2 separate regions of the Homo sapiens genome follow, and region 2 is linked to region 1. A link is an interaction called in ENCODE POLR2A ChIA-PET data of the cell type or tissue named here. Cell type or tissue: A673. All regions are shown on one strand. Each heading gives the region's core, and the rest is flanking DNA. Links, peaks and the distances in the headings are about the cores only. Region 1 has its middle 14 kb from the start of IL17A. Region 2 has its middle 28 kb from the start of PKHD1.

Region 1 (10,233 bases), core at 727-8,726:
CACCATGTCTAGCTAATTTGGGGAGTTTTTTTGTTTTTTGTTTTTTCTTTGTAGAGGCAGGGTCTCACCATGTTGCCCAGGCTGTACTTTCATATTAATAAAAAGACAGTTTCAGGAAATGGCAAAGCTTGTCTGTAGGCAAAGAAATGTACCTTGGACAATGTCCTTTCTAGCACTATAGGACTGCCTGGTGAGAAAAATATGACAATCTGACTATGTTTTGAAGATACTGTGGACCTAGCCCCTCCTAAGTGCAAATACAGCCTGGACTTTGGCAGCTGAAGTTTTAAACCTTCTATTTCAGAACAGAGAACCCAGAAATAAAGCTGCACACCTACAGCCATCTGATCTTCAACAAAGTTGACAAAAATAAGAATGGGAAAAGGACTTCCTATTCAATAAATCGTGGTGGTGTAACTGGCTAGCCATATGTAGAATAATAATACTGAACCCCTATCTTTCACCATATACAAAAATTAACTCAAGATGGATTAAAGATTTAAATTTGAGACCTTAAACTATAAGAATCCTAGAAGAAAACCTAGGAAATACCATTCTAAACATCAACCTTGGGAAATAACTTATGACTAAGTCCTCAAAAGTGTTGAAACAAAAACAAGGATTAACAAGTGGGATCTAATCAAACAGAAGGGTTTCTGCATAGCAAAAGAAAACTATCAACAGAGGAAAGAGACAACTTAGAACAGGAGAAAGTATTGTAAACTATGCATCTGACCAAGTTCCAATATCCAGATTCTGTAAGAAACTTAAATCAATAAGCAAAAAGCAAATAACCCCATTAAGAGGTGGGCAAAAGACATGAACAGACATTTCTCAAAATAAAACATACAAATGGCCAATAAACATATGAAAAAAATCTCAGCATCACTAATCATCAGAGAAATGCAAATCAAAACCACAATGAGATACCACCTTACAACAGTCAGAATGGCTATTATTAATATTAAAAAGTCAAAAACAACAGATGCTGGCAAGGCTTCAGAGAAAAGAAAATGCTTATACATTGTTGGTGGGAATGTAAATTAGTTCAGCCACTGTGGAAAGCAGTTTTGAGATTTTTCAAATAACTTAAAACAGAACTACCATTCAACCCAGCAATCCCATTACTAGGTATATACCCGAAGGAAAATACATCATTCTACCAAAAAGGTACATGTACTCATATGTTTATTGCAGCACTATTCACAATAGCAAAGACATAGAATCAACCTAGGTGCCCATCAACAGTGGATTGGATAAAGAAAATGTGGTACATATACACTATGGAATACTACGCAGCCATGAAAAAGAACAAAATTATGTCATTTGCAGCAACATGGATGCAGCTGGAGGCCATCATCCTAAGTGAATTAACACAGGAATAAAAAATCAAATACTACATTTTCTCACTTATAAGTGGGAGTTAAACATTGAACACACATGGACGTAAAGATGGGAACAACAGACACTGAAGACTGCTAGAGGGAGGAGGAAGGGAGTGGAGCAAGGGTTGAAAAACTAACTATTGGGTCCTATGCTCAGTACTTGGGTGAAAAGATCAATCACACCCCAAACCTCAGCATCACACAATACAGCCAGGTAACAAACCTGCAGGTGTATCACTGAATCTAAAATAAAAATTGAAATTATTAAAAACAAAAGCAAAAACCTTCTGTTCCGTTTCCCTGTGGGCACCAAAAAGTTTTCCCTCCCCTGCATCATCTTAATCAGTCTCTAGTCTCTAGTCCCAGAGACCCTTGGATGGGTCTCACCTCACCCAAATATGGAGTGAATCTCATTAAAGAAAAACGAACTGCTTCAGTTTTCCTCAAACCCCACCTCACTTCAGTCTCTGTTACAGCATGCATTAGTTCATTTTCATGCTGCTGTTAAAGACATACCCGAAACTGGGAACAAAAAGAGGTTTAATTGGATTTACAGTTCCACACGGCTGGGGAAGCCTCAGAATCATGGTGGGAGGTGAAAGGCACTTCTTACATGGTGGCAGCAAGAAAAAAATGAGGAAGAAGCAAAAGCATAAATCCCTGATAAACCCATCAGACCTTGTGAGACTTATTCACTATCACAAGATCAGCCCCCATGATTCAATTACGTCCACCTTGGTCCCTCCTATAACACATGGGAATTCTGGGAGATACAATTCAAGCTGAGATTTGGGTGGGGACACAGCCAAACCATATCATTTCACCCCTGGCCACTCCAAATCTCACATCCTCACATTTCAAAACCAATCACGCCTTCTCAACAGTCCCCCGGTCTTAACTCATTTCAGCATTAATCCAAAGTCCACAGTCCAAAGTCTCATCTGAGACAAGGCAAGTCCCTTCTGCCTATGAGCCTGTAAAATCAAAAGCAAGCTAGTTACTTCCTAGATACAATGGTGTTACAGGTATTGGGTAAATACAGCCATTCCGAATGGGAGAAATTAGCCAAAGCAAAGGGGTTACAGGGCCCATGCAAGTCCAAAATCCAGTGCTGCAGTCAAATTTTAAAGCTCCAAAATGATCTCCTTTGACTCCAGGTCTCACATCCAAGTCACACTGATGCAAAAGGTGGGTTCCCATAGTCTTGGGCAGCTCCACCCCTGTGGCTTTGCAGGGTACAGCTTCCCTCCTTGCTGCTTTCACTGGCTAGGGTTGAGTATCTGTGGCTTTTCCAAGTGCAAGGTGCAAGCTGCCAGTGGATCTACCACTCTGGGGTCTGGAGGACGGTGGCCCTCTTCTCACAGCTGCACTAGGCAGTGCCCCAGTAGAGACTCTGCATGAGGGCTCCAACCCCATGTTTCCCTTCTCCACTGCCCCAGCAGAGGTTCTCCATGAGGGCCCCAACCCTGCAGCAAATTTTTTCCTGGGCATCCAGGCATTTCCATACATCTGAAATCTAGGCAGAGGTTCCCAAACCTCTGTTCTTGACTTCCGTGCACCCACAGGCTCAACATCATGTGGAAGCTTCAAGCCTTGGGGCTTCTACCCTCTGAAGTACCTTGGACCCTTTCAACCTAGGCTAGAGCAGCTGGGACACAGGTCACCAAGCCCCTAGGCTGCACACAGCACGGGGACCCTGGGCCCCGCCAATGAAACCACTTTTTCCTCCTGGGTTCCAAGCCTGTGATGGGAGAGGCTTCCATGAAGGTCTCTGACATGGCCTGGAGACATTTTCCCTGTGGTCTCAGGGATTAACATTAGGCTATTTGCTACTTATGCAAATTTCTGCAGCTGGCTTGAATTTCTCCTAAAAAAAAATGGGTATTTCTTTTCTACTGCATTGTCAGGCTGCAAATTTTCTGAGCTTTTATGCTCTGTTTTCCTTTTAAAACCGAATGCTCTAAACAGCACCCAAGTCACCTCTTGAATGCTTGGCTGCTGAGAAATTTCTTCCACCAGAAACCCTAAATCATCTCTCTCAAGTTCAAAGTTCCACAAATCTCTAGGGCAGGGGCAAAATGCCGCCAGTCTCTTTGCTAAAACATAACAAGAGTCACCTTTACTCCAGTTCCCAACAAGTTCCTCACCTCCATCTGAGACCACCTCAGCCTGGACCTTGTTGTTCATATCACTCTCAGCATTTTTGTCAAAGCCATTCAACAAGTCTCTAGGAGGTTCCAAACTTTCCCACATTTTTCTGTCTTCTTCTGAGCTCTCCCAAACTGTTTCAACTTCTGCCTGCTACCCAGTTCCAGAGTCGCTTCCGCATTTTCGGGTATCTTTTCAGCAATGCCCCACTCTACTACTGGTACGAATTTACTGTATTAGTTCGTTCTTATGTTGCTGATAAAGACATACTCAAATCTGGGAACAAAAAGAGGTTTAATTGGACTTACAGTTCCACATGGCTGGGGAGGCCTCAGAGTCATGGTAGGAGGCAAAAGGCACTTCTTACATGGCAGCGGCAAGGGAAAAATGAAGAGGCAAATGCAGAAACCCCTGATAAACCCATCAGATCTCATGAGACTTATTCACTATCACAAGAATAACATGGGAAAAACGGGCCCCCATGATTCAATTACCTCCCCCTGGGTCCCTCCCACAACACATGGGAATTCTGGGAGATACAATTCAAGTTGAGATTTAGGTGGGACACAGCCAAACCATATCACAGCATCAGATCTAAGATCCACTTACCTAATCAAGCAGGTCCACAACAAACTCTTCACTCATCTGCAGCTACATGAGATTAAGAATGCTGGAGTGTAGCTTTCTAAGAGGGTTCCCACAGTCTCAGGAGATAGTTTTTATTATGGAAGCATGTACTATTTCTAATGACCAGGAATGTGCCATGTAAACCACAGCCTCTGGGGCCCGTTAGCCTGGGGCTCAGATACCTGAAAGGTATCCAAGGGCATCTGAGGCCTCTTAAAGCGTCGCATGCAAGAAAGAGGATTATTTCCTCCTCAGTTGTGCCAAGATGCTGGTATTCTGCAAACTCCTACATCAGAGACATCTGAAGAACAAAGCTCACAATTATACCCATTTTCAAAAGATCCTTAAAATTTTGAAAAAAATTTTGTATTTTCTGACCATTTTTCCTTTCCATTTGTATTAATTCACCTTAAAGAAATAGCTTTTTAAGAAAGATAAAAAATTATAAAATATTTATTACCGTAACAGTGCAGATTTCATTTCAGTTACAATTTCATTCCTTCTTATATTTCCAATATTTAGCTTTGATACATTTTTGGGCTGTCTTTTTAATTGCCATGTTGTTTGAGATATCAAATCAAAGTCATTATATTTTTATTCAATATATATTTCTCATTACATGCTATTTTACTTATACTTCTAAGACCACATTTCTATGCCATCTGCTAACCTTTCATCAATTTTTTTTATTTCTTCTAGGGATTGTATTGTCAGATTATTAACTTCAATCAGAAAATCTTTTCGTAGGGAAAATACAACCCTTTTACTTCTCTCATCTTGTCGATTTCTCATCAGTAAGCTATGATCTCTTTTCATTTGCATAGTTTCTGTTAGTAAACTTGAAACTTTATTTCCTTAGAAAATAGGTCATAAGGGCCAGGCACAGTGGCTCACCCCTGCAACCTTAGCACTTTGGGAGGCCAAGGCGGCCGGATCACTTGAAGACAGGAGTTTAAGACCAGCCTGGCCAACACGGTGAAATGCTGTCTCTACTAAAAAAAAAATATATATACATATAAATCAGTTGGGCATGGTGGCGTACACCTGTAGTCCCAGCTTCTAGGGAGGCTGAGGCATGAGAATCATTTGAACCCAGGGGGTGGAGGTTGCAGTGAGCCAAGATCTTGCCACTGCACTCCAGCCTGGGTGACAGAGCTAGACTCTGTCAAAAAGAAAGAAAGAAAGAAAGAAAGAAAGAAAGAAAGAAAGAAAGAAAGAAAGAAAGAAAGAAAGAAAGAAAGAAAGAAAGAAAGAAAGAAAGAAAGAAAGGGAAAGAAAGAAAGAGAAAGAAAAGAAAGAAAGAAAGAAGAAAAGGAAATAGGTCATAAAATAATCTTAACTATTAAGAATCCATCTATTTTTACTAACATCCAATGATTAGTAAGCTGCAACCCAGCAGTTTAAATTATAGTATTAACCTATTTTGTTAACTCACCAACACTAGATCATTCTGTCAGTTGATATAAACTATGGATTCTTCTTCCCTTAATAATCTTAATAATATCTCTTAATAAAGAAACTATGTACAATGAACTTCCTCCTCTTGCACTTATTTGTATTTGAGTGCCTGAAACCTATTAGACATTCTCCTTTTGTACCTCATAGTTGTAATACGGATCTAATTTACCAATGAATTCTACTTAGTTAAATTTGAATTCATTTATTTCTGAAGTGTCTCTTTATTAAAAAGCTGTACTTTTATTATATTTAGCATATGGAATTTAAGATACATTGTTTTAGCTACTTTGCTTTTAAATATATCTTTCTGCCCTTAAATATAATCAATCTCAATTCTCAGTATCCAGCATTTTTAACTGACTGCAGTGAATTGATCACATTCTCATCAATTAGCAATTAATTGACTAAAGATGAAGAACCATGGCTTAGGAAGTTTGTATAGTTTATTTCAAACAGCTTAGATTGTAGAAGAGCCATGATTACAACCCATGTATCTGACTCCAAATACCCTAAAAGAGCTTAGAATATTACTGGAAAATATAAACACTCTCACAAAGAGAGAGAGACAGAAACAAATGTTAAAACCCCTTTTTTTAAACAAGTGGTACATGCAATATGTGTCCTCAACTGGAGTGTATGGTGGGGGATTATTCAATGAAATCTTCTCAACCTCATCCCTAGCTAAGAAGACGGCTCCAGGAGGAAAGAGTGAAAGATTAGTCAAAGGTCAGCAGAGATAGCCCCATGGATTTGAATGGGATCACAAGACAGGTAGGTAGGCTATGGATATTGGGTGTGGGAGTGCTGTAAGTGAAAGACTTTTCTGGCAAACATCAATCATCAGAGCTGCAGAAAGGGAGTTCTTCTCACTGCCAGCTGCGCCATCTTGCTTTCCATCATTCAGCTAAGACAGACCCTATCACCCTCCCCCCATACCCTACCACTTTCCTAAGTTGCCTCTTCTTCAGAGTCACATCTTCAAATCATCTTTATCAAGTATTAAAAGGAAAAATCACAATAAATAAATATGAAAGCAAAAAAACTGAACATACAAGATGGCAGATATGAAACTTAGATAGCTAAACTCTAGTCACAAATTTCTTAACCAAGAAAATGTTCTAAAGACATACAGGTCCCTGCACGTCTTTTCATCTACAAGGATACCCCTGCCTGAAATTATTTTAGGGGGCCTTGTTAAAAAGGAGATTAGTCCTTTCCGGAATTCAGTTTTTAGTCTTTCAAGGATGCCCCACATTCCCTTCCCCCAAACTAGTCAGTTGCATCCTACTCCCAAAATCAGTGCTCTGAATCAGCCAAATCTGTGATTTCCCTAATCTCTGGCCTCTTTCGGTGACAAAAGTCCTTTTCCAATCTGGGCCTAAGAAGTCCTGGGGGACTCTGACCCTCTAGGGGTTCTAGGATCATCTTGTGTGTGTTCTCCTGGCCTGTGATAGTGCTTGGCTCAGCATTTAGTGAGACGGCTTCTTCACCTTGAATTTCCCCAAGCGCAGCATCTAAGCAAAGACTCCATCACTGTGGTATAGCATGAGGTGGCAAGTTTCATGTTGGTCTGGCTCAGTCCCAACTTCCCACACTCTTTTGGCCAAATCCCTAATTAAATCTGTTTGCCAAATGTCCTTTGTCTTTTAATGAGAGCTGTGGATTCACCCCCTGAAAACAAATGCACACACACATGAATCTTTGCATGTGATTTTAGGAGGTTCACAGGTATTTGGAATCTCATTCATGGATTTTCTAGAGATCCATGGACTCTACTTTAAGAACCCCTGTCTCATAACCTCCCATCTTTCCCAGGTTCTGGTCTAAGGAAACCATACAGTACCTAGCTTGTGTGTAAGCACAGATGTCTCATAGCTGCAAATCTCATGTCATCAATCTATCCTCTCAACTCTGCTTTCCTACGATGGACTAATAACAAAAGTTGAAGCCTTTATCATTGCAGTTTTCAAATCATGGAGCCATACAACCGTCAAAAAGAGAGGGACTGTCTACTCTCTGAAGAAATAATTTACAGGAGAAAAGACATGGAGAAACAATGGGATCACTTTGAAAGACAGAAAACTAGCTGAACAGAAGCAGAGCTGGAGTTATAAAGGACGAGGCTAGGCAAGAAGGGCAGCCCCACATGCGGAGGCCTTGATGTAAAACTGAAAAGTCCAAGCTATCCTATAATAATTTTACTTAGGAAAACCTTTGAGGAGAGCAATGGCTTAGAAAGATGGATGTGGTTTTGAGGAGCAAGATGGACAGCAAGGACGAGGGTCTAGAAACCAGAAAGTCCATAGCAGGATGTGGTGACTAAGGTAAAAGCATGAGGGAGTGGGGGTCTGAACAAGGATAGAAAGAACTTCTCCAACTACATAGCAGAACTATAGAGAATCAATAGGACTCTGCAGCAAATTGAAATTGGTGACAAGACTCAGAGGGAGGTAGAAGGGGAACAGGAAAAGATAATGAAAAAGCTTTGAGCCTAGTTGATTTTGAAGATACTGCTTAAGGATAAAACAAAACAATTAATGGGATTTGCAACTGGAATTAGTTCAGTTAGAAATGAAGATAAATTTCCACTGCAATTGTAGCATCTCTTTCGCTGAATTGTTTAGATAAAGCATAGATGCTTAGCAAGTTTCTAACACCTAGCAAATTGACTGGATACGCTCTCAGGACAATTTCTATTTTTCATTCTGTAAGTCCATGAGTCTAAAGCCATATAGACATGCTGTCCAATGCTGCAGATGAAAAGTGAAAAATCAGCCCACCTGGATATTATGGTACATAACTAAGTTATATTTGTCAACTACTAGGCAAGGCATTCTAATGAGCTGGATTTTTCTTTCTTCAAATGTCTTGTTATTTCACGAATCCACCCCATGTGAAGCAATCTCCTACTTACAGTGACAGCCTGGGCAGGTAGAACTTATTTCCTGTATATTCCGCAATGCATAAAATTTTGAGCTTCATCAGAACTCATTATTGTAGATGATGCTTAAAAATAATACTATAGGCCGGGCCTGGTGGCTCACACCTGTAATCCCAGCACTTTGGGAGGCTGAGGCGGGTGGATCACCTGAGGTCAGGAGTTCGAGACCAGCCTGGCCAACATAGTGAAACCCCATCTCTACTAAAAATACAAAAAAATTAGCCGGGCGTGGTGGCAAATGCCTGTAATCCCAGCTACTCGGGAGGCTGAGACAGGTAAATCGCTTGAACCCGGGAGGCGGAGGTTGCAGTAAGCCGAGATCGCACCACTGCACTCCAGCCTGGGCAACAAGAGCAAAACTCCATCTCAAAAAATAAAATAAAATAAAATAATAATAATACATAATATTTATGATTCTGTCCAAAGAGCATTATACACAGTATCTACTCTAATCCTTACAGTAACTTTATGATGTAAGTGCTATTATTATTATTGCCATTTTAAAGATGAGGGGTTTGAGGCTTAGAGAATATTAAGTACCAAGGTCATGTAGCTACTAGGCAACAGAGTAAATCCAGGTGCGTTTAACTCCAAAGCTTTTCTATTAGTGTGTGAACAGTTTGAGTGTGTCTAAGCCAGTGGTCCTTGTAAAACTGTATATTCCCTGCTGCTCTTTTTAAAACTAATTCTTCAATAAATGTTTATTAGATGGATAGATAGGATGGTTGAAAGGATAGATAAATGGATGGGTGGGGATGTTTGATGAATTAGGACAACCAATGGACAATACATTTCTGCTAAGAACCAGGCTCCCAAACAAAAGCATTTGTAGAGCCTTCCTGTTTGTGTACCAGGTACTCAGCTGAAGTGCCTCTTCTAGCAACAAGCATAAAGGCAGGAGATAAGTGTGTTTCTCACCTGTGTCAAGTGGTCTGTCAACCACTTCCCTGATGGCTATTAACTCATCATCTCCAGCAGATGTTGTGTTTAACCCAGATAGGGCCCTGGCTCCCCATCTCTCACTTTCAGGTGTTAACCTCACTACATGTGGTTGCAATGCTCTATACAGCATATCTTACCAAAAAAAATCTAAAAACCACATAAGTTCAGCAGGATCCACATAGACGTGTATAAAGCACATAACTATTTTTAAAGGTGACAGAAAAAATGTCTACATCCAACCTTTCCAGACAGGGAGAGCATCTTTAAAAGATAATAAATAGACATGTACTATACATCTATCATTTATGTTTTGCACAATACTAAGAACTACAACTTAATAAATTTAAGTGGAGATGGACCAAAAAATTTATAGATATAGATATACACACAAAATTACACATATGGATTATACAACACACATATACTTGCACCTTATATATAAGCTATATATGTATGTATAAATAATTGAAATATAATGCAATAAATAAAATAGAAGCAATTACAACACTCAGACTGATGAGAAATAATAGAGCTCAGAGCTGGAGGCATTCTTTGCCAAGACTCAATGGTATGAAGGAAAGAAACTATGCCATCTACTACATTTTTCCTCTGTTGTGGAGAAAATTAACTTAGAGTGCACACCTTTTAGAATGTCTGCCCAGCCCACACCCCTCTTCTTTGAGAACAGGCCCCCCAGCATCCCTGTGTGTACTACACGAGCCTGTCCAACCA
Region 2 (10,233 bases), core at 1,538-9,537, 56 kb before region 1:
TGAGAACATGCGGTGTTTGGTTTTTTGTCCTTGCGATAGCTTGCTGGGAATGATGATTTCCAATCTCATCCATGTCCCTACAAGGGACATGAACTCATCATTTTTTATGGCTGCATAGTATTCCATGGTGTATACGTGCCACATTTTCTTAATCCAGTCTATCATTGTTGGACATTTGGGTTGGTTCCAAGTCTTTGCTATTGTGAATAGTGCTGCAACAAACATACGTGTGCATGTGTCTTTATACCTGCATGATTTATAATCCTTTGGGTATATACCTGGTAATGGGATGGCTGGGTCAAATGGTATTTCTAGTTCTAGATCCCTGAGGAATCATCACACTGACTTCCATAATGGTTGAACTAGTTTACAGTCCCACCAACAGTGTAAAAGTGTTCCTATTTCTCCACATCCTCTCCAGCACCTGTTGTTTCCTGACTTTTTATGATTGCCATTCTAACTGGTGTGAGATGATATCTCATTGTGGTTTTGATTTGCATTTCTCTGATGGCCAGTGATGATGAGCATTTTTTCATGTGTCTGTTGGCTGCATAAATGTCTTCTTTTGAGAAGTGTCTGTTCATATCCTTTGCCCACTTTTTCATGGGGTTGTTTTTTTCTTGTAAATTTGTTTGAGTTCATTGTAGATTCTGGATATGAGCCCTTTGTCAGATGAGATTGCAAAAATTTCCTCCCATTCTGTAGGTTGCCTGTTCACTCTGATGGGAGTTTCTTTTGCTGTGCAGAAGCTCTTTAGTTTAATTAGATCCCAGTTGTCAATTTTGGCTTTTGTTGCCATTGCTTTTGGTGTTTTAGACATGAAGTCCTTGCCCATGCCTATGTCCTGAATGGTATTGCCTAGGTTTTCTTCTAGGGTTTTTATGGTTTTAGGTCTAGCATTTAAGTCTTTAATCCATCTTGAATTAATTTTTGTATAAGGTGTAAGGAAGGAGGATCCCCCTAACTTGTCACACAATGTCTACACTCATTCTACCAATCCAAGTCACCAAAGCCATCATTTTTCAATGGAAAACTAATTGGCACTTTTCTCCTCAAAATTGTTCAATGGCTTTCCTATAAAGTCTAGAATTTGTAATGGAGCTGCCTGCCACAATCTACCTAATTTTTTTTTTTTTTTTTTTTTTTTTGAGACGGAGTCTGGCTCTGTTACCAAGGCTGGAGTGTGATGATGCGATCTTGGATCACTGCAACCTCCACCTCCTGGGCTCAAACCATCCTCCCACCTCAGCCTCCTGAGTAGCTGGAACCACAGGTGCATGCCACCACGTCCAGCTAATTTTTTTTATTTTTGGCAAAGACAGGGTTTCACCATGTTGCCCAGGCTGATCTGAAACTGCTGGACTTAAGTGGATCCGCCCACCTCAGCCTCCTAAAGGGCTAGGATTACAGGCATGAGCTGCTGCACCTGGCCTGGAATCCGTCTAATTTTTCATTCACTCAGTAAATGTTTACTGAGAACTACCATGTGCAGGGATAGCACAGTCACTGAAATTCTGCAGTGAATAGAACCGTCAAAAAGTCCTGCCCTCAGGAAGCTTACAGTTTAGTGGGAGAGAGAGATAGTAAACAAGAATAGTAAGTAAAATAAATAACAGGTTAGACTGTATGAAGTGCCAAGGAGAAAAATATAGAAAAGAAGAGAGGAGATCTCATGATGGGAAGTAGAATTTATGATAGGGAAGTAAAGAAAGCCATGAAAGAATGAAATAGCAAGCCCATAGATGTCTTGGTGAGCAAGTTACTACCAGCAAAGGGACAGCAAGTGCAAAGACCCTGAGAAAGGAACATGCTTGGCATGTTCAACATTTAGTGAGTAGGCCAGGGTGACCAGAGTAGGAAAGAAAGAAAACGAGTTCAGGGACAGTGGCTGGTATAGTACAGGAGATGTTGCATACAGGAGATGTTTCATACAGGACCTTTTAAGTCATCAAAAGTACAAGGCCTTTACTCAGCATAAGATGGGAAGAAGTGAAGGGTCGTGAGCAAGGGAGTGACTTATGATTACCCACTGTGCATTCTGGGGATTTGTCGCAGGCACTGGGGATTGAGTATTAAATGAGATAGTCAAGGTCTTTGTTCCCACCCAGGTCTCATCCTACTGGGGGAAGACAGACAATATGCAGTAAATAAAAAGTGAACAAGATAATCTCAGATCTTGAGAAACACTATCAATAAAAAAGTAAAATCTATAATGATGAGATGGGGGTAACAAGGTTGCCCAGCATTTTCAGACGTTCAGGGAAAGCCATTTCAAGGCAGTGTTTGCTGAGACTGAAATGTAAAGAAGGAAGTAGCCTTGTGAAGATCTGGGGGCAGAGATTCCACACAAAAGAACAAGTGCAGAGGGAGTAGAGTGGGCATGGGCAGGAGTATATGAGGAATGGAAGGGAGGCCTGTGTGGCTGGAGAAGAGTTTGTGGGTGGTGGCAGGGGCTGACATGACAGAAGCCAGCAGGGTGTATGCAGTTTATGGAGGAGGTCATAGCAAAGCTTTTTTCACATTTTATTTTATTTTATTATTTATTTATTTTTATTTTTTATTTTTTATTTTTTGAGACAGAATTTCGCTCTGTCACCCAGGCTGGAGAGCAGTGGCACTATCTCAGCTCACTGCAAGCTCCGCCTCCCGGGTTCTTGCCATTCTCCTGCCTCAGCCTCCCGAATAGCTGTCATATTTTATTTTAAATAAAAGGGAACACTAGCCAGACACAGTGGCTCACATCTGTAATCCCAGCACTTTGGGTGGCCGAGGTGGGAGAGATTCTAACTAGAAAGCTTTAGACCAGGAGTTTGAGACCAGCCTGGGCCAAAAAAGTAAGACCCTCATCTCTAGAAAAAAAAAAAAAAAATTTAATTAGCCAGGCATGATGGTGGCCTGTGGACCCAGCTACATGGAAGGCTGAGGCAGGATGATCACTTGGGCCCAGGAAGTTGAGGGTGCAGTGAGCCATGTTCGTACCACTACACTCCAGCCTCGGTAACAGAGTGAAACTGTCTCAAAAAAAAAAAATGCAAAAATTAATTCAAGATGGATTAAAGACTTACATGTTAGACCTAAAACCATAAAAACCCTAGAAGGAAACCTAGGCAATACCATTCAGGACATAGGCATGGGCAAGGACTTCATGTCTAAAACACCAAAAGCAATGGCAACAAAAGCCAAAATTGACAAATGGGATCTAATTAAAGTAAAGAGCTTCTGTACAGCAAAAGAAACTACCATCAGAGTGAACAGGCAACCTACAAAATGGGAGAAAGTTTTTGCAACCTACTCATCTGACAAAAGGCTAATATCCAGAATCTACAATGAACTCAAACAAATTTACAAGAAAAAAAAACAACCCCATCAAAAAGTGGGTGAAGGATATGAACAGACACTTCTCAAAAGAAGACGTTTATGCAGCTAAAAAACACATGAAAAAATGCTCATTATCACTGGCCATCAGAGAAATGCAAATCAACACCACAATGAGATACCATCTCACACCAGTTAGAATGGCGATCATTAAAATGTCAGGAAACAACAGGTGCTGGAGAAGATGTGGAGAAATGGGAACACTTTTACACTGTTGGTGGGACTGTAAACTAGTTCAACCATTATGGAAGTCAGTGTGGCGATTCCTCAGGGATCTAGAACTAGAAATACCATTTGACCCAGCCATCCCATTACTGGGTATATACTCAAAGGATTATAAATCATGCTGGTATAAAGACACATGCACACATATGTTTATAGCGGCACTATTCACAATAGCAAAGACTTGGAACCAACCTAAATGTCCAACAATGATAGACTGGATTAAGAAAATGTGGCACGTATACACCATGGAATACTATGCAGCCATAAAAAATGATGAGTTCATGTCCTTTGTAGGGACATGGATGAAACTGGAAGCCATCATTCTTAGCAAACTATCATAAGGACAAAAAACCAAACACCGCATGTTCTCACTCATGGGTGAGAATTGAACAATGAGAACACATGGACACAGGAAGGGGAACATCACACACAGGGGCCTGTTGTGGGGTGGGGGGAGGGGGGAGGGATAGCATTAGGAGATATACCTAATGCTAAACGACCAGCTAATTGGTGCAGCACACCAACATGGCACATGTGTACATATGTAACAAACCTGCATATTGTGCACATGTACCCTAAAACTTAAAGTATAATAATAATAAAATTAAAAAAAGAAAATAAATAAAATGGTACCCATTAGAAAACTTTATAATAAAAAATCTGATTTGTTGTAGTCAAATTACTTACAATAAAACATATAAATAATCACATTATTTATAATAAAATTATCTGGTTTTAAAATATTATAGCTAATTTGGTACATTAATTAAAGGGAAGTAAAATCTGGCAAAAATTACCAATGGCATGGAATAAGGTGGTGACAGATGGGAGGAGGTAGATATGCATGCTATTTTGGAGGACTTGATGAAAGACTGGGTATAGAGTGTGAAGAAAAAGAGCAATCAAAGATGCCACCACCATGAATATGGGGCCTGAGCTACTGAGTGTCATTTTCTGAGATAGGGAAGAACATAAAGTAGGGGTGAGAATACAAAGTTATGATTTAGCCACATTAAATTAGAGATACTTCTTAGACTCCCAAATGGAGAAGTCAGGTGGGAAGTTGGATATATGAGGAGAAAGATTGAGGATAAATAAGTCTGGAGTCATCTGCATGTGGATACTATGTAAAGCTTTGGGGCTGTGTAGAATCACCTAGGGAGAGATTCTAACTAGAAAGGTGTAAGAAGTCACCAGGGCACTCTAACATTTACAGGCCAAGCAAAGGGCCAAGAAAAAGTAACTGAGAAGATGCAGCAAGTGAGTTGAATACTGCAGCTGAAATGCCAATACAGGACCAGGAAAACAATGGTTGAGCCTGGCAATCTGAGAGTCACTGGTGACCTTGCAAGAGTGATTTCACTGCAGGGAGGAACAGAAGCCATCTGTTAAGAGGTGCAAATAAGATGAAAGCATGGATACAGAGACGATGAACAACTTTTTTGAGAAGTTTTACTACGGCAGGTTTTTGTGGTGCTGGGGGTTGTTTTTAGTGATGATCTTGAAGCATGCTTGTATGACCACGGAAAAGTTCCAGGAGAGAGAGGAAATGATTCTCAGTAAGGGGTGTAATCCTACTGCACTATTCAGACTTTGTCCTAATTAATTCCAAGTTCCCAAAGGTGCATTCCAGTTGATGTTTCTAACCTTCCAGAACCATAGATTGTGCCTCCAGCTGTGGCCAGTCATTGGGGAAAAGATTGTCCTTAGTCATCAGGAGGCTGGATGATAGAGCGTGAATGAATCAACTCAAATCCATTTATACAGCTGGGAAAGAACTCCAAATGCAGGCCATAAAAAGAGTGCATCAGCAATGGCACCAAAGTTACATGCAGCTGATTATTGTTGACTGACATACAGAACAAGCCTGCTTTTAAATTTGGGGGATGTTCTCAATACCCAGCAAGGATAGACAGCACCCCAGGACAGAGAATGTCTCTAAATCATTCCAATATCCACAGCACCTAGTATAATAATGGGCATACAGGAAGGAGCTATGCAATAAAAGTTTGTTGGATGAATGATAGGAAAGAAGGAAGGAAGGAAGGAAGAAGGAAGGAAGGAAGGGAGGAAAAGGAGGAAGGGTAGGGGAGGGTTAAGGGAGGATGATGGGAGGGAAGGAGGGAATTTTGTAAGACGTAAGATTACTGTCCATATGCATAAGTCTAGAGATCTAAAGTATAACATGAAGATGACAGTTAATAAAATTGTATTAGGGACTTTTGTTAAATTAATAAATTTTACAAAAAAGGTAACTATGTGAGATGATAAATATGTTAATCTGCTTCACTATTGTAATCTTACTATCTATATGTATTCTATAATAGCATGTTGTAAACCTCAAATACACACAATAAAATTTATTTCAAAAAAAGATTACTGCCCCTATCATGGCTCTAATGACCCATGTGAGTTTCTGTTTGCCTTTTTTACTTAACACTCTTCACCAACACCAAGTAAACTAAAGCACCTGTTAAAATTTGAATTTGTTAGTAAGCCACTTCTCAATACACATGCACACCGTCCACACAAAAGCACACAATTTATGGATGGTGTATTACCCTCTCTTGGAGATAGGCAAAGGACCCCACTTGATCAGCCAAGCTTTTAACTTGCAATTAATCAGTAAGGGTAAAAAAAAAAAGAAGCATAAACAAATTCACCAGGATCCCTTTCCCGCACCTGTAAAAAGACATTTATGATACCATAAAGATCAAAATGATAAGAGGCCCGGGAAGACCCAGAGGTAGGCTGCCTTGTTATTTACTTTGCAAAGCAGAGGCTTATTTCAGTGCTTCCATGGGAATGGGAGTCAGCCTTGTGGTAGAACCACCCACCAGTGCAGTAAAGCATGCTTGCCTCACCCTGATTAAGGGAATCCAAAGGAAAATATGGCCATGCATTTTTGTCTTCAAGAAAGAACCTGGATCCCTGCACTTATGAGCTCTGAGCTGGATGAAGAAACCAAAGGGACATCTATACCAACTATAGCTGCTCCCATTTCACTTCCTCCCCTTTGACAGCCACTGGGTCTGCTTCCACAAGAAATTTATGGTTTATGCAGCTGCTTTGACAACAGGTTTGGGGCTTCTTTGGTTTCAGCCATCAGCTCAGCTCCATGCAGCCCTCCTATATCTGCCAGGGCTTAGGAGGTGTGCTACCAGCCACCCCCATCACAGGGGCAGCAGATGTTCTGAGTGAGGGGAGGGGGAAAATGAATGTGTCTTTCCCCCTCCACCCTTACCATCCAAACAGCATAGAGTGTCAACTCTGACTTTCTACAGGTAAGGTCAGAAATAAGCTGGGAAGATGGATGTATACCACTCAGTAGCATGGCACAGTGTTCTCCACACATTTGTTTATTCAGTGATACAAATATATAGGAGGGGAAGAGAGGACCAGTCAACTTCCTTGCCTTAAAAGTAAAGCAAAGCTGTCACTGATGATGTTCAAAACTTCATCTTCAACCAAGTTCCCTCCCACCTCATGATTCAAACCATTTATCATGTATCCTACTAGATATCATCACAACATGCCTAAACTGAACTCATAATCTACCCTCACAACATTTCTGCCAAATGGACATCTTCCTAAACTTGTTCCTCCCCTCCAAGCCCCCTACAATAGCCAAGTCTATGAAGTCCTCGTCTTATCTCTCAAACTCAGTTACCTCTCACCTTCCCCACAGCCATTACCCTCACTCTAGCACCTAATACCTTTTGCCTGAATTACCATTGCTGTCTCCTAACTGGCCTCACTTCCTCAAATCTTGGAAATCTCTGCATCTAACAGTATGTGACAATACACCCTAAGGTGACCCCACTGCGCCATGCACTTGTATAACACCCTCCCCTTGAGTATGTGCAGGACCTGTGACTTGTTTTAACTTAAAAAAGAATATGGCAAAGATGGTGGGCTGTCACTGCCTTGATTACATTGCATTATGTAAGAATCCATCTTAGCCAAAAGAAGTGAGAGATTCTCCTTCTGACTTTGAGGAAGCAAACAGCTATCTTGGGAACTGCCTATGGTGAGGGCCATGTGGAACAGAGCTGTGAGCAGCCTGTAGGAAATGAAGGGGGCTGACAGCTGACAGCCACTAAGAAGCCAGGACTCCCATCTATATAGCTGCAGGGAAATGAATTCTTAAAAAAAAAAAAAAACACTCATTGAACTTGAACTTGGAAGCAGATTTTTCCCCCAGTCAAGTCTCAAGTCTCAAGTCTCTGGATGAGAATGCAGACGAGGAGACACTTGACTGAAACCCTGTGAGACTCTGCAGAGGGCCCAGTTACATTGCGTTTGATCAGTCAGGTAAAAAACTGAGATAGTCATTGTGTGTTGTTTTATGCCAGTAAGTTTGTGATAAATTGTTACTTAGCAATGACAACCAATAAAAGCCCAATACTTTATTCATGTTTAAACTCAAGAAAAAGCAGTTTGATTATTTACTTCTTCAAACCCGTACTCCCTTGACTCCCACGTCCACTCCATTCTTTCTAAATCAGTGAGTGTTCCTTCTGCAGTGCATGTCCCTTATACCCTGGCACTTCCCAGGGCTCCACTGTTGACCACTTCCCCACTAGCTCTTTGTAGTCTCCTTCGTCAGTGTCATCTACTCCCTCTGACTCTGCACTGGTAAGTCTCAGATTCAGACCTATCTCCTGAACTGCATAGGGGACAGATCCAGCTAGAGGACTCACAGGCCCCCAAAATTCAACCTGTCCAAAAGTAAAGCTATCATCCTTTCTGTTAAACTTGTTCTTACTCCTCTTCTCTCCTTATTTTATGGCCAGAACCTAGAATCACCCTAGACCCTTTCTCCCTTCAAACTGATGCCTTGTCAACCACCAAGACTCAACAGTTTGCCTTCTATTTCTCTATGTCTACTGCATCCCATTCTCTCCATACCTATCACCTTTGACCTGGGTCAGGTCTTCATCCTCTCTCATGGTGTATATCACAAGGATCTCATAATAGGTCACTCTACTTCAAGTCTTGCCACCCTAAAATTCACCCCCTGCATAACTGCCAGAGGGGCTATACAAAACATAATCTGACCACTATTCAAACTATTCAGTGTAGCATCATGTCAAAGATACGCAAGATGCTCCACAACCTGGCCTTTGCCCATCTCCCCAATCTGAACTTCCATCACTTTACAAAGCCAACTTTAGTAGCTTTACTGAAATATAACTAGCATATAATAAGCTATACTTATTTAAAATGTAACATTTGATACGTTTGGGCATATGTATACATCCATGAAACTATCACCACTATCAAGATAGTAAAAATATCTATCATTCCCAAAGGCTTACTCATGCCCTTTTGCAATATCTCCCTCCCACCTTCCCCAACTCATCTTCCCAAGCAACCACCCATCTGCTGCCTGTCACTATACATTTATTTGCATGTTCTAGTTTTAAAATAAATAATTTATCTAGTAATTCTTATTTCTGTCTGGATTATTTCACTCTGCATAGCTATTTTGATATGCATCCATATTGTTGCATGTATCAGTTAATAGTTAATTCCTTTTATTACTTAGTAGTCTATCATGTGTCTATGTCATAATATGCTTATCCATTCACCTGTTGATAGATAATTGGTGGTTTCCAGCTTTTTGGTTTTTACAAATAAATGCACTGTGAATATTTGTGTATGCAAGTCTTTGTATGAATATATGCTTTCTTTTGTGGGGGTAAACAACCAGAAGTAGGATGGCTGGATCATAGAGTAAGTATATGTTTAACTTTTTAAGAAACTACCAAACTGTTTTCCAAAGTGGTTGTACCAATTTACATTCCCACCAGCAGTATATGAGAGTTCTAGTTCCTCCACATGCTCACCAACACTTGGTATGATCACTTCTTTCTCTTTTAATCATTCTAGTAGTATCCCATTATGGCTTTAATTCTCATATCCTTAACAACTAATAAGTTTAACATGTTTTCATGTGCTTATTTGCCATCTATATATTTTCCTTGGTAAAGTGTCTGTTTAAATCTTTTGGTCACTTTTTTTGTCAGGGTAGACATGGTTTACTTTTTATTATTGAATTTTGAGAGTCCTTTATATATTCTGGATAGAAGTTCTTTATGAGATAGAAAATTCTGCAACTATTTCTCCCTAGTCTGTCTTTTTTTAAGCTCTCAACAAAAGATTTTAATTTTGATGAAGCCTAATTTGTCTTTTTTTTTTTGTGGATTAAGCCTAAGAAAATTTAGGCTTGACCCATAAAAGGTATTAGGCTTAAGAAATCTTTGTATAACCCTAGGCCACAGAGATTTCTTTCTATGTCTATTTCTAGACATTTTATAGTTTTAGGTATTGCATTTAGGACTATGATTGATTTTAAGTTGATTTTATTGATTAGACCACGAATCAAAGTTTTTGTTTTTGTTTTTGAGATGGAGTCTCACTCTGTCACCAGGCTGGACTGCAGTGGCGTGATCTCGGCTCACTGCAACCTCCACCTCCTGGGTTCAAGCAATTCTCCTGCCTCAGCCTCCCGAGTAGCTGGGACTACAGGCACATACTACCATGCCCAGCTAATTGTTTTGTACTTTTAGTAGAGACAGGGATTCACTATGTTAGCCAGGATGGTCTCAGTCTCTTGACCTCGTGATC

Evidence for each region. ChIA-PET counts read pairs that join two places held together with the same protein. Peaks named below come from ENCODE experiments on the same cell type or tissue, not always from the same donor. Only the 100,000 strongest peaks of a DNase experiment are listed, where the experiment ranks them.
Region 2: POLR2A ChIA-PET joins it to region 1 with 10 read pairs; 2 of 35 experiments call an interaction of 5 or more read pairs at or near these places.

The regions. Positions count from the first base shown.
Region 1 is chr6:52,167,222-52,177,454 of GRCh38, forward strand. No RefSeq gene overlaps it. Among named protein-coding and RNA genes, the nearest start is that of IL17A, 14 kb to the right of the region's middle. In A673, for the core only: no CTCF peak of the experiment used is centred there; no DNase peak of the experiment used is centred there.
Region 2 is chr6:52,110,092-52,120,324 of GRCh38, forward strand. No RefSeq gene overlaps it. Among named protein-coding and RNA genes, the nearest start is that of PKHD1, 28 kb to the left of the region's middle. In A673, for the core only: no CTCF peak of the experiment used is centred there; a DNase peak (open chromatin) is centred at 5,300; H3K27ac peaks cover 2,508 bases.